2 separate regions of the Homo sapiens genome follow, and region 1 is linked to region 2. A link is a contact called in ENCODE Hi-C or POLR2A ChIA-PET data. All regions are on one chromosome and are shown on one strand. Each heading gives the region's core, a stretch centred on a gene start or an enhancer-like site at or near the end of the contact. The rest is flanking DNA. Distances are from core to core; before and after follow the strand shown.

Region 1 (5,466 bases), core at 1,708-4,207, 160 kb before region 2:
AGGTGGAGGCTGCAATGAGCTGAGATCGCACCACTGTACTCCAGCCTGGGCAACAGAGACTGTCTCAAAAAAAAGAAAGTATACAGCCTGAAAGCATCAAAGCAATAACTTCCCTCACATTCACATTTATTCAAGTTTATTTGTAGGGAGGCAATATTTCCTCTTCCCCTGAGGAAGGCCCACCATCAGTACAGTAGTGCCCAGGTCACTGCAATTCTCTCCTGATGAAAACCTTAACATCCTGACTCAATCATTCAAAAAGCATTCTTAATGCCAGGCAGGCTGCTAAGTGAAGGGGATGCATCAGCCAATAAGTCGTTATCTCTGCTTTCTAAAAGTTCATCTAATGGACTGGTTCCAGAGAAAACCCCAAGATAGATATCAGCCAACTTTCTTAACAAAAGGTTTATTAAGTGCCAGACCAGAGACAGAAAAAGATGAAGAGGAAATTTTAAAAGGTGAGAGGCTTTTTCAATTTACTAAACAAATTTATTAAACAATTTACTCCTTTGGATTATTAAAGTCATGTGTTCCTCTCCAAGAATGTCAATCATCAGAAATTGACTGTAAAGGTTTTTTTATGATAATATCTAACCAAATATTTTGGTCAAAGGCACTGTTTCCTTAATCTTACTAATCTGGGAAAACAAGCAGATACTGATCTACATCGATACATTTTAAAATATCTATTATATAATATCTGTATTATAGGAATGTGGTTGATCTTACCAAAACTGGGATGAGTTGCTTCCTGTGCAGACAGATGCTTCCAATAGAATGTACTCTAAGCCTCTAGGGTCAAACATGTAAATCCTGTTTAAACTTTCTTGCCCCATACTGAGTGGGTACAAGTAGTATGGGCAATGCTTCACAATGACCACAATTACATAGGCCAAGTTTTCAGTGAAGGTTTCTGTTTTTCCTTCTCCTTTCCACAAAAACTACAAAAGGTATCAATTAGTACACAAGCCATCTGGTAAACATCCATTGTGTTCTGAGCCTTCTTGAAATTAATCCAAGAAACCAACCCTTCTAAGAGTGAGTCCTATCCCATTATTATTTTTAACACTATTATTGGTAGTGGTGGTGGTGATAACAAGTGCTAACTTTGCAGTTCATAAAATACTTTCAAATGTATTATTACCTCATTCACTGAAAAAAATGAAGAGGGGATAAAAGGAAATATCATAGGCAATTATCTCAAACATCAAAAACAAAACCCAGCCGGGCGCAGTGGCTCACGCCTATAATCCCAGCACTTTGGGAGGCTGAGGTGGGCGGATCACGAGGTCAAGAGATCGAGACCATCCTGGCCAACATGTTGAAACCCCGTCTCTACTAAAAATACAAAAATTAGGTAGGTGTGGTGGCATGCGCCTGTAAACCCAGCTACTTGGGAGGCTGAGGCAGGAGAATCGCTTGAACCTGGGAGGCGGAGGTCAGGTTGCAGTGAGCTGAGATCACACCACTGCACTCCAGCCTGGTGACAGAGCAAGACTCCATCTCAAAAAAAAAAAAAAAAAAAAAACCCAATTTTTTGTTTTTTTAAGAGACAAGAGTCTTGCTCTATTAACCAGGCTGGAGCGCAGTGGCACGATCATAGCTCACTGTAACCTCAAACTCCTGGGCTCAGGCAGTCCTCTTGCCTTAGCCTCCTGAGTAGCTAGGACTACCGGCGAATGCCACCATGCCTGGCTAATCAAACCCAATTTAACTGGAATTGAAGAGCAAGCATTTTCAATTCAAGAAGTTATTTCTATCAAAAAAGCATTGGACTGACTCTAGCAATGCAAACATCACAGAAAAAATTTCCCTGTAAATTATCCCCTTAAATGCTAGGTCTAATTGATTCAGTGTATAAATGTTAAGATTACAGTCTCAGCAAGAATTTGACACTATAAATCTTTGTTTACCTCAATCTTTTTCCCAAATGCTTTACCCACAGTTAAATACTTAATAAATATTCTTCTACAGAAGGAATACTAACAATAAAGAAGCTGCTCTAGAAAGACAAACTGACAACATTTAGCATTCAAGGACCTTTTGAAGATTTAACGTTTATTGTGCACCTAATCCAAGTACCATGCATTACTTGTGGGTTAGATACATCCACATAAATCATCTCGCTAACCTCATCAACTATGCCCAGATACTCCTGGATCCCCAATACTAAATTGATTAGCTTTCCAATACCAGACAGTTCTAATACTGGCAACCTTGGCCGGGCGCAGTGGCTCATGCCTGTAATCCCAGCACTTTGGAAGGCTGAGCAGGTGGATCACTTGAGGTCAGGAGTTAGAGACTAGCCTGGCCAACATGGGGAAACCCTGTCTCTACTAAAAATACAAAAATTAGCCAGGCATGGTAGTGCGTGCCTGTAATCCCAACTACTAGGAAGGCTGAGCCAGGGGAATCGCTTGAACCTGGGAGGCAGGGGTTGCAGTGAGCCAAGATCGTGCCACTGCACTCCAGCCTGGGTGACAAAGCAAACCTCCACCTCAAAAAAACAAAACAAAACAAAAAAAAACACTGGCAACCTTGATCCCACCTAATTAATCCTTAGAACTTAACTGGAACTCAATTCCTACTGGAACTCAGCTACTCGCTCTAAGTCTTCAGCATTTTTTTTATGCTTTCTACGAGATAATGCTCAAAATAAATCCTTGCACCTGTTCTGAAGATGCTAACTCCAGAGTAAAGACCACACATCCCAGGTATGGCACACGGTAATAGTGGCCGTAATCTAAAACAAGTCCTCTCTTAGATAGCACAAGCTAAAGAATAAACCTAGAATGCTAACAAAACTGAATTTCAGCTGGGCAAAAGACATTGGATCTTGGTATTGTTTCCAACCTCAAAACTCTTTTCTAGTCCTCTGAATACAGAAAGCTTTTTCTATTTGAATGAATTGAGCAGGCAAGTTTGACTCAAGAGTCCCTACCTGCATACTCATCAGAGAGAACTGAGGGAAAACAAAAAAAATTCCAACTCGCATGACCACATTACAATGTTAACAACACATTACTCACCATTGTGCTACAAGAAAGAACCTGCAAGCAGGCACGAACTTTCAGGAAGCCAAAAAGAAACAAGCAAACAACATTCTCCTAGTTCTCAAAGCACAAACTCATTCAAATGCCAAAGCAGGTCACACTGTCCAGTTTATACCCAGGTACAAGTGAGTGGAGAGGGAGAAGGGAGAGGCAAGGGGAAGAGAGGAAAAGCATTATTGTGCAAGTATGCTTTTCAGCACCAAGACACATTTCTTTCTTGGATTCATCAAGACCATTTTTAACAACAACAACAAAAAAAACTGGGGTTCCACCTATTTTTATGCCTTTATATATTCACAGAGAACATCCAATATATGTAAACAGTGGCATAATGTAACAATGGTTGCAGACATTCCTTTTGGAATCCGTTAGAGCTATATCTAAATCCTACCTGTTACTTTCTTGATTTGTGACCTTGGGTAAATTATTTAACGTCTCTATTGCTTAGCAGATACTTCATCTGACATTCACTATAGCATCCTCAGGACCTTAAACAGTGCCTAAATCACACTAATACATACTTTGAATGAATTAATCTGTAAGGTTGCATAACAGTATCTATTTTATGGCATTGCTATGAGTATAAATGAGGTGTTATATAAAATGTTTAGTATAACTCAGGCTAGGATCTTGCTACTAAAGAGTAAAGTTTTCTTCCCTTTATTCTCCAGCCAGGTCAGAAGTTATGACAGACGAGCTGTGGCCACGAATAAGATAGGATAAGCATGGAAGAAGCCAAGCATTAGAAGATGTTTATTACTATCATCATGGGCCATACCTAGGATGACTGGTGCTTATTCTGGAGTTAGAAGCTTAATAACAGGCACAAGGATTTCTTGTGAGCATTACCTAGCAGAAAACATTTAAAAATGCTTAAAACTGTGACAGCAAGGAGCTGAGTTCCAGGAAGCAGCTGAGTTCCTAGTCAAAAAATCCGAGAATATTTAGTCTTGGCAGACGAAATTAAATAACAGTGCCAGTCCCTTACGGTAGGTGCATAACAAGTGTTAGCTGATTCAGAAAATTGTATTTTCAATCCTCAAGTATCTGTTATCACATAGATAAAAGTCTGGCAAAAGAAGAAAACAAGAAAAGGGGTAGGAACGAGTCACATCTTAAATATGCCTGACTATGTATTTTAAAAGCAAATACAAAAGATCTAAGGCTATTCAACGCTGTAAAAAATCTCCTATTAGCAAAAATACTCAATTGATTTATAGTATTTACTCTCCCTTTCAGGTAATAAGATCTATGTCAGTAAATTGTTTTTAACTGCTGACAGGGTAAATAAGTCTCAAAGATTTGGGTCTAAAGCTCTCTTCCTTTTACTAAAAAAAAGACTAATGGGCCTTTGAGGCTACTTCACCCACAGCTTTCAACTCAAGCAAGCCTACCTTCTTGCAGGGAGAGTGGGGGGACACTAATTGTATCTTCAAATTGGGAGTCAGAGAGACTATGCACTTAAATCCAAAATCTAAAGAAATCTTTCCCCTTGAATATGACGAATTGAATCTCAGAAGATAGCTCTAAGAAACCCAGGCCACTATTGCATTAAGAGCCTGATAGACTAAGTACACACATTTTGTGTCTAAATATAAGGAAAACCCATACGGAACTGAAACAGCTTGTGGTTAAACCTCACCATAATGTGGTCTTCAACTTCCCATTTTGTTTTCCAGGCATTGTTCTGTTTTTAACCACTTGACCCATCTCTTCTCAAGCAATGTGATCTAGTAGAAAGAGCACTAAACAACAATCAAAAGAACGGACGATACACACCAAGTCCTACTACTTACTAGGCATGCAAACATAAACCAGTTACTTAAACCCTGAATTCAGTATCCACTGAGAATGCTGAGCCAGACTCAGTACCTTTCAAAGCTGTCTACCAAGGTACCCCACTTCGGAGAGGCATCAGAAACCCACCAAACCCAGCTCTCCTTATTGCTATTACCCAGACTGAAAATGTGTGATCATTCTTACCTAACCTTTTTCACGATAATCAGTTACCAAATTCCCCTTATCTCTCTTCAAATTACTCAAATCTCTCCCCCTTTCTGCATTACCATTACCCTTGTAGACAGTCTTTTTCCTGGACTATTATAACAGTCCTCTAACTGGTATCCTTTCCTCTATTTTATACCACAAGGCTGAATCAGTTTTCCTAAAATACTAATTCATACAATACAATTCCCTACTCAGAGATTTTTCAGTATAAGTATAAAAACCAAATTCCTTTGGCTGAGATTTAAGTCTCACTCCAATTTATCTAACTCTCTAACTTTACTAACTTTACTGATCTTATTGCCCTCCTAGGTAAAACACTGTGCTACAAACTACTTTTCCTGCCCCCAAAACAAGGTGAGCTCAGCTCACTGGTTCTCCACCTTGAATGTTTCCCCGCTATATTTCT
Region 2 (6,354 bases), core at 126-2,625:
GAGACGGAACGGCTGCTGGGAGAGGCATCATCGAATTGGAGCCAGGCAAAGAGGGTGCTGCAGGAGGTCAGGGAGCTGAGAGACCTGTACAGACAGATGGACCTGCAGACCCCGGACTCCCACCTCAGACAGACCACCCCGCACAGTCAGTACCGGAAGAGCCTGATGTGAGGGCAGGGTGGGGTCTGGAACTTGTCGGGTTGGACAGACTCTTATCTCCGTGTTGCTGGATAAAGCTTTTTTATTTACCTCAATCAAAAAAAGAAAACAAAAATGAACTCATTGCTCTTGCTGATGCCTGACCCCACTACAACCCTTATTGCCCCACCTACTTTCCATATGCCCCTCGTATGCCCCTCAGGTTTGAGGAAGTGACCCCGCAGCAGTAGCAGGAAGTTTTTACCCAGCCAGAGAGAGAGAAGGCACGGTAAAGACACAGTCTGACCACTCCACACACCGCCCGCCCCCAAGACGGCACAGGGAGTCCACTGCTGCTCCCAAGGATACAGTGGGCTTCTAAGCTTAGAGCGGGAGGGGGATGAGGATGTTTTCTGTTATGTCCCACCCCAGGCCTTCAGTTTGAGGGTGAAGTTTCAGCTGCCCAACTCTAGTTGTAGGGATGTGGAGGCCAGTGTCACCTGTCCGTGCACATGGAAGTGAAATTTATCCCAGCCCTGAGGAGGATTTGTGGAATTAAAATCTCCCCAGCCAGACACTGGCTTCTCATTCCTAGCAGTCTCTCATTGAGATCGAGCTGCCTGGATTTTCTTACATGAGGTGTTTCTTCCCTTCATCTTCCACACCCTTCCCAACCTTGACTCAAAGATCCACCCTTGTCGGGCGCAGTGGCTCACGCCTGTAATCCCAGCACTTTGGGAGGCCAAGGCGGGTGGATCACCTGAGGTCAGAAGTTTGAGACCAGCCTGACCGACATGATGAAACCCAGTCTCTACCGAAAATACAAAAAATTAGCCAGGCATGGTGGTGGGCGCCTGTAATCCCAGCTATGCGGGAGGCTGAGGCAGGAGAATCACTTGAACCTGGGAGGCAGAGGTTGCAGCAAGCCAAGATTGTGCCATTGCACTCCAGCCTGGGCAACAAGAGCGAAACTCCGTCTCAAAAAAAAAAAAAAAATCCAACCTTGAGTGGATGAGACTAGTTTCATTATTTGATTCAGGGCCCTAGCACAGGGGAACTAGAGACAGACCCCACAGAAGAACTGAACTAAGAATGAAACTGGTGTGTGATGCAAGCTGGGTAGGATGAAGGGGAAAACCAAACATCTGTCCAAGTTCCTCTTTCAGCCATGCTGAGGTTTCCTGTAGCCTCCCCCTCTCCTTCCTCAAACCTCTTCCATCACTAAGCAAGTCCCCACTTTAGAAAAGCATCTGGATGCCCACGCCACCACCCTCCCAGCCACCTCTGAAGTTGCCAGGCTTCCCAACATTCTTGTCTGTGGTAGGTCCCACACAACTCACTGTTCACTCTTTCCTTGGAAGTGTGTGAGATGAGGTTTAGTAACGGTGAGGTCCCCAGAAGAGCTATGAAGGGAATAATTTGATTTTGGGAAAGAAGGGGACAGAGTCTCATGAATCAAGTAAATGAGGGGTTAAAAGCCACATTGAAGTGTGCCTTGCTAGCTGCTTGATCCTCCAAGAGCAGCGGGGCTTCACTAGAGGTAAGGGGAGGAGGGGGAGGAAACGGGGCCAAGTTACATGTAGACCTGGCCATGACGCTGCCCCGATGTTATAGGAAGATGGGATAGGAGGAAGCGGGGGAAAAACCTGTGGGAGAAACAGATTCTTCAGTCCGCATTCTTCTGCTCTAACGTCACTCCTACAACCCATGTAAGCAAAATGGGGGCCTCTGTCCCCTTTCCAGAAATCATCTCTTTCCTTCACAGCTCTTCTCTGGACCTTATCACTGCTGTTAAACCATCCCTAGGGCAGAGGAATTCTTGCTCTCTCTAGTCCCTTGCCACTCTGTCATGGAGATTGTCCCCAGCTCTAGACTGTAGTTACCTAGCCTCTTCCTTGAAGAATGTGTATCCCAGTTGAGTGAGGGAAAGTGTGCAAGAGTGCCACCTTCATGTCATTCTATGGTCTCTTGGGGTATGAGGTGAGAACCCAGGCTTCCAGACTTCCTGTCCTTCAAATAGCTGCACTCTCCACAGCCCTAAGCATGGTCAGCAGAGCCATCCATTGTCACAAGTATTGAAGTCTAAGGTAGAATTATGCTTTCTTTTTACAAGTCTCTATCTTTGTATTTTACCAGCATTTTTCCTTTTCTTTTTTTCTTCCTTGTTGCTCCCACATAATGAAAAAAGACAAAAGCACAAATGACATGTGTATCCCAACATGTCAATTATCTGTGGCTCCCAGGGGAGCCAGAAGATGGAGGGAGACACTAGAGAGGAGAATGACAGGTGAAAGAAGCAGAAAAGAAAGATCGGGGACCTCACAACAGTAAGAGAGGAGCTGGGCACTGTGCTCCTGGGCTTCAGGCTCTAAAACCAACAGCTTCCAGTTCTCCAGCAGTTACTGGAACATCCAGGCCCTAGGGTGGTGAAATGAGCCCAGCTTTGAAACCAGATGGATCTGGATTCAAATTCTAACTCTGTTACTTCTTGATTATGAGGCTCTGGGCAAGGCACATGCTTTCCGAGTATCAGTTTTTTTCATCTGCAAGCTGCAGAGCTATTGGATGGGTGAGGACAATATGGAAAATGCCTGTCAGTCAGAAAGTGACCACTGCAGCTACTGTTACTGGTTTGACTCTGGGCAGTGAGCCGCTAGCTCAGTTGGAAGGAGCACTGTGTGAATGAGGCCACCGGGGTGGGGTCACTGTCACTTAGCTAGATCCAGGCCACAGGCTGTGCTGGACCTCTCTCTTCAGAGGAGAGAGCCAGAAGGGATGAAAGCATGGTCCCTGGTCTTCAAGAACTTTAGAGCTTAGCATGGAACCAGGCTTCCCACTAGAAAAATCGCTTAAGGTGCACCCTTGTGGTAGGCTGCTGGCATGAGTTCTGTTGAAGCATTTGTATTGAACCTGGGCACTGTGACAGGAGGATGGGAAGGTGCTTACGTTCATTTCCCTTCCTCCCAGTGCTTCTCCTCCCTCACTTCATCATTTTAGCCCCTCTGCCTGCAATATTTCCCTTCCGTGCCCCCGGTAACTGTGATGCGTGGCAAATGGGCTGGCTCAGTAGCTGTGTGGGGCAACTTTCTCAGCACACAGCTGCCCCCAGACACTTTCAGGGTGCACTTATTCTCCCTCCCTTTCCACTCCCAACCGCTCTGCTCCCTTCTTTTCTTACACAGATGAAGCAAAGGGAAGTGCCCTCCGGAGGCCCTAGGATGGGGAGACGGGGTAAGGGGTGGAACCCAGGACACAGAGTTGAGAGGGGGTGAGGGGTAGAGGCAGGTAAAGAACGAAATCTTAATTCTCATTTCAGTGACACTTTCCTCAACTTTTCCTGTCCTTCCCCATCAGGTTGTTAGCCAGGGGCCTGAGGAGGGATAAAGGAACTGCAGTCCCGGCTCCCTCCATTAGGAAGAATGTCTGGGGTGTTGGCCTGGAACGCTGATGAGTTGATTTCCTTCTATCTCCACAGCATAGGTTTACCAGGGAGAAAAGAAAGGTGCAAATTTCTCTAACTCCTGCCCTGGTCCTCACATACTATGCGGTTCTGAGCCTAGAGCTCTGTCCCTGGGGAAACAGCTCTCGCCTCCTTCCCCAGCCGCTCTCCCAACCCCTCTGCCAGTAATAAATTTGCCTCATTCTCCCAGGAAATGAGTCTCTAAGAATCTCTCTTCTATCTAAACCTCACAGGCAAGCAGTCCCAGCCCACTTCTGCAACCCTCAAGCTCAGCTACTGCCCCCACCCCCCACTTCGTCACTCCCTTCTCTACGCTGGGTTCCTTTCTCTTTCTGCTTTCTTACTACCTCCCTGTCTCCCAACAGGAGCAGCCAATCCCCAGCCTGCTCTAGAGCCACGCCATATATGGAGAGGTTGGAAAGAAACCCGAGTAAATGCAGGAGCGAACACACACACACACTCATACTCATGCACATACTCATGCACACACAGCAGAGTTTGACCGCCTTTCTGCATGTGACCCTGTGTCTATTTGTCTCTGTGTGACACAAGTCCCACCCACAGAATGAGGAGGCTGTTTGCTATTCCCCACCTTTAGTCGTGCCCCAGGAGACCATCACTCCAACCCGTTGCCTCTGACCTAGATTCCTTGCACTAATTACAAGCCTAACAAGAGCTAACAAACACCCCACTTAGAACAGCTGAGACCCTCGAGGTCAATTAGTGCAGCCCAGCTCTGCTCAGGAAATGAGAGATAGAGCCAGAAAGTCTTGTACATGGCCCACCCCAACCTCACCCCAACCCTGGGGTTGGAAGCAAGGATGGGGAGAATGCAAAAATTAGCAGGACCAGTTTAAAAACGGGGTTTTGGAGGGTTAAAAAGTGTGGAGAACACACTTGTTAAGTGCATTAAGGTTGGGGAGCAATTGGAGAATACAGATTCCCAACTCCTCCTGAACTATCAGAAGTGTAGAGGCTGGTGCAGCTACAGAAACCATGGACATAAGGCGGCTTTCATAAGGACTTAATATGAGGAAAAGTAACTCATAGAAAGGCAAGTAGCACTAGAACTCTTGACCTTTGTCATGGTCTCCGACACCAAATCCCTTCTCCTCTTTGCTTCCTGCTGTGAACAAGTTGGGGTTATCACCCCTGTCCTTCCTGCTGGTTTGGGATGGCTCAGAAATCACCCCTTTCTTTCAGAAATAGTAGGCTCATGTCCGTTCTTTCTTTCCCTTCCTCCAGATATTAAAGCCATGACAGCAAACAGCCCCTTTCTCCTAAGGTTCCTGATTTGAAGTGGCAAAACAAGGCAGTGGCATAGTCTCCTGTCCTATGTCCTTGGCATGCAGGTCAGTTGTCCTAATACCATCCCTAATGTTTTTGGCTCTATCAAGTGGGGGAGGCAGGGAAGAGAACACTAGTGGAATACTCTGTGCACAAATAGGGAAGTGGACTCAAAAACACAATGTTCCTCTTGCCCCAGCCTCCACCCAGCTCTGGCTGCAGAGGGCCGCACTCCGCTTGTACCGCAATTCATGCACAGTCCAGACTTATACAGCAGCCGGCAACCCTAAGGGCAGGATGATTCCGAGACACACCAAATCTGTATGTTGATGTGTTGTCCCAAATTTATTTCTCCAGCCTAAATTTCCCTCTCTGGCACTTAGAGCTAAGTGTCAACTTGACATCTTTACCTGGGTATCTAACATGCATCTTAAATGTACTATAAATGTAATAAATGACTAAATAATGATCCTCAGTGAACCAGCCCCACTCCAGGCTCCTTTGCAATATGAGTTTGCTGTTCCTCCCTTTTGAGAGGTATTGCTTTCTCTCCAACTGCTGCTTGAATCTGGGTTTGCCAGTGACTTGTTTTGCCCAATAGAACAAAGAACATGTGCTGTGTACGTTCCAGCGCCTAGGCCTTAAAGGGCCTTGTAGTTTCCACTCCTTTACTCTCTTAAAATTCAGGTGCTTCTAAGAAGCCTGGGCGAGCATCCTTGCTATGAGACCATGAAACCACATGGCTCTGTCCCAGCATCCAAGCCTCCAGTCAGACACAGCTGGAGCAGCACACAAGCAAGACCAGAGACCAGCCGCTCGGCCAGCCCCCAGAAGTGTGAGAAACTAACAAACCATTGCTGTCTTAAGTCACTAGGTTTTGGGGTGGTTTGTTACTCAGCAATAGATACTAAAACAAAGATTGTTTCTTGGAAGTGGGATGCTGCCCTAACTAAAACCTGAAACAAGTGGCATTGATCTTGGGACCCAGCAGCAGACAGCCTAGAAGGGCAGCAAGGAGACTTACAGAGTCTGGATGAGCAGGGAGAAAACTGCTCTCAGAGACGGGAGAAAGACCACCCGTGTTATATGGCGGTGGAATCATTCACAAAACTGTCACCTGTGGTATCTTGGGAGCTAGAAAATATACCTAATAAATTTGTTGGAGGTAGCTAAAGAGACTTCCAGGCAGAATGTTAAAAGTAGCAACAGGCTTTTCTTAGCTGTGATTGGTAAGGTATTGCAGGAAAGAGGAACTAAAAAAGAAACTTTTCAGTTTGCAAGCAGAATTTGACAGAAAAATAAGAGACCAGAACAGTCTCCAGCAAGAAAAACTTTCACCATTGGTAATTTAGGAGAATGTGCTGATGGCAGGGACCACCTGGTCAGTGAAACAATTCAGGCTTTTGAAAAGTACAGAGATAAATTGTACCCCATAAGGATGGGCAATAACAGTGTGTCCATTTTTAACA

What was found. Hi-C counts contacts between places; a loop is a spot of excess contacts on that map. ChIA-PET counts read pairs that join two places held with the same protein, here RNA polymerase II (POLR2A). Pooled maps may share reads with other maps.
Region 1: a pooled map shows a loop between it and region 2 (4-fold over the local background). The contact joins the enhancer-like site here to the promoter of LINC02988 in region 2. A Hi-C loop is called at or near these places in 1 of 37 single-sample maps with no recorded cell type and 8 of 50 pooled maps. POLR2A ChIA-PET finds 5 or more read pairs at or near these places in 11 of 52 experiments (AG04450, CD4-positive, alpha-beta T cell, CD8-positive, alpha-beta memory T cell and 7 more).

Annotation. Positions count from the first base shown.
Region 1 is chr1:149,993,079-149,998,544 of GRCh38, forward strand. The region is part of intron 1 of OTUD7B (OTU deubiquitinase 7B); the gene reads right to left. Among named protein-coding and RNA genes, the nearest start is that of OTUD7B, 15 kb to the right of the region's middle. Within about 2 kb of position 2,958, at least 6 of the 41 ENCODE cell types and tissues checked have a DNase peak (open chromatin) inside an H3K27ac peak, as active enhancers do; they include GM12878, where a contact is called at or near this core.
Region 2 is chr1:150,159,353-150,165,706 of GRCh38, forward strand. It overlaps LINC02988 (long intergenic non-protein coding RNA 2988), which reads left to right and starts at 1,376. Exons shown (of 4, transcript NR_135098.1): 1 at 1,376-1,458; 2 at 4,844-4,950. PLEKHO1 (pleckstrin homology domain containing O1) reads left to right here. Exons shown (of 6, transcript NM_016274.6): 6 at 1-713. The coding sequence ends at 171. RefSeq lists enhancers at 1-5, 1,136-1,445, 3,794-3,983, 5,611-5,660, 5,841-6,110 and silencers at 306-355, 2,056-2,125, 2,714-2,783.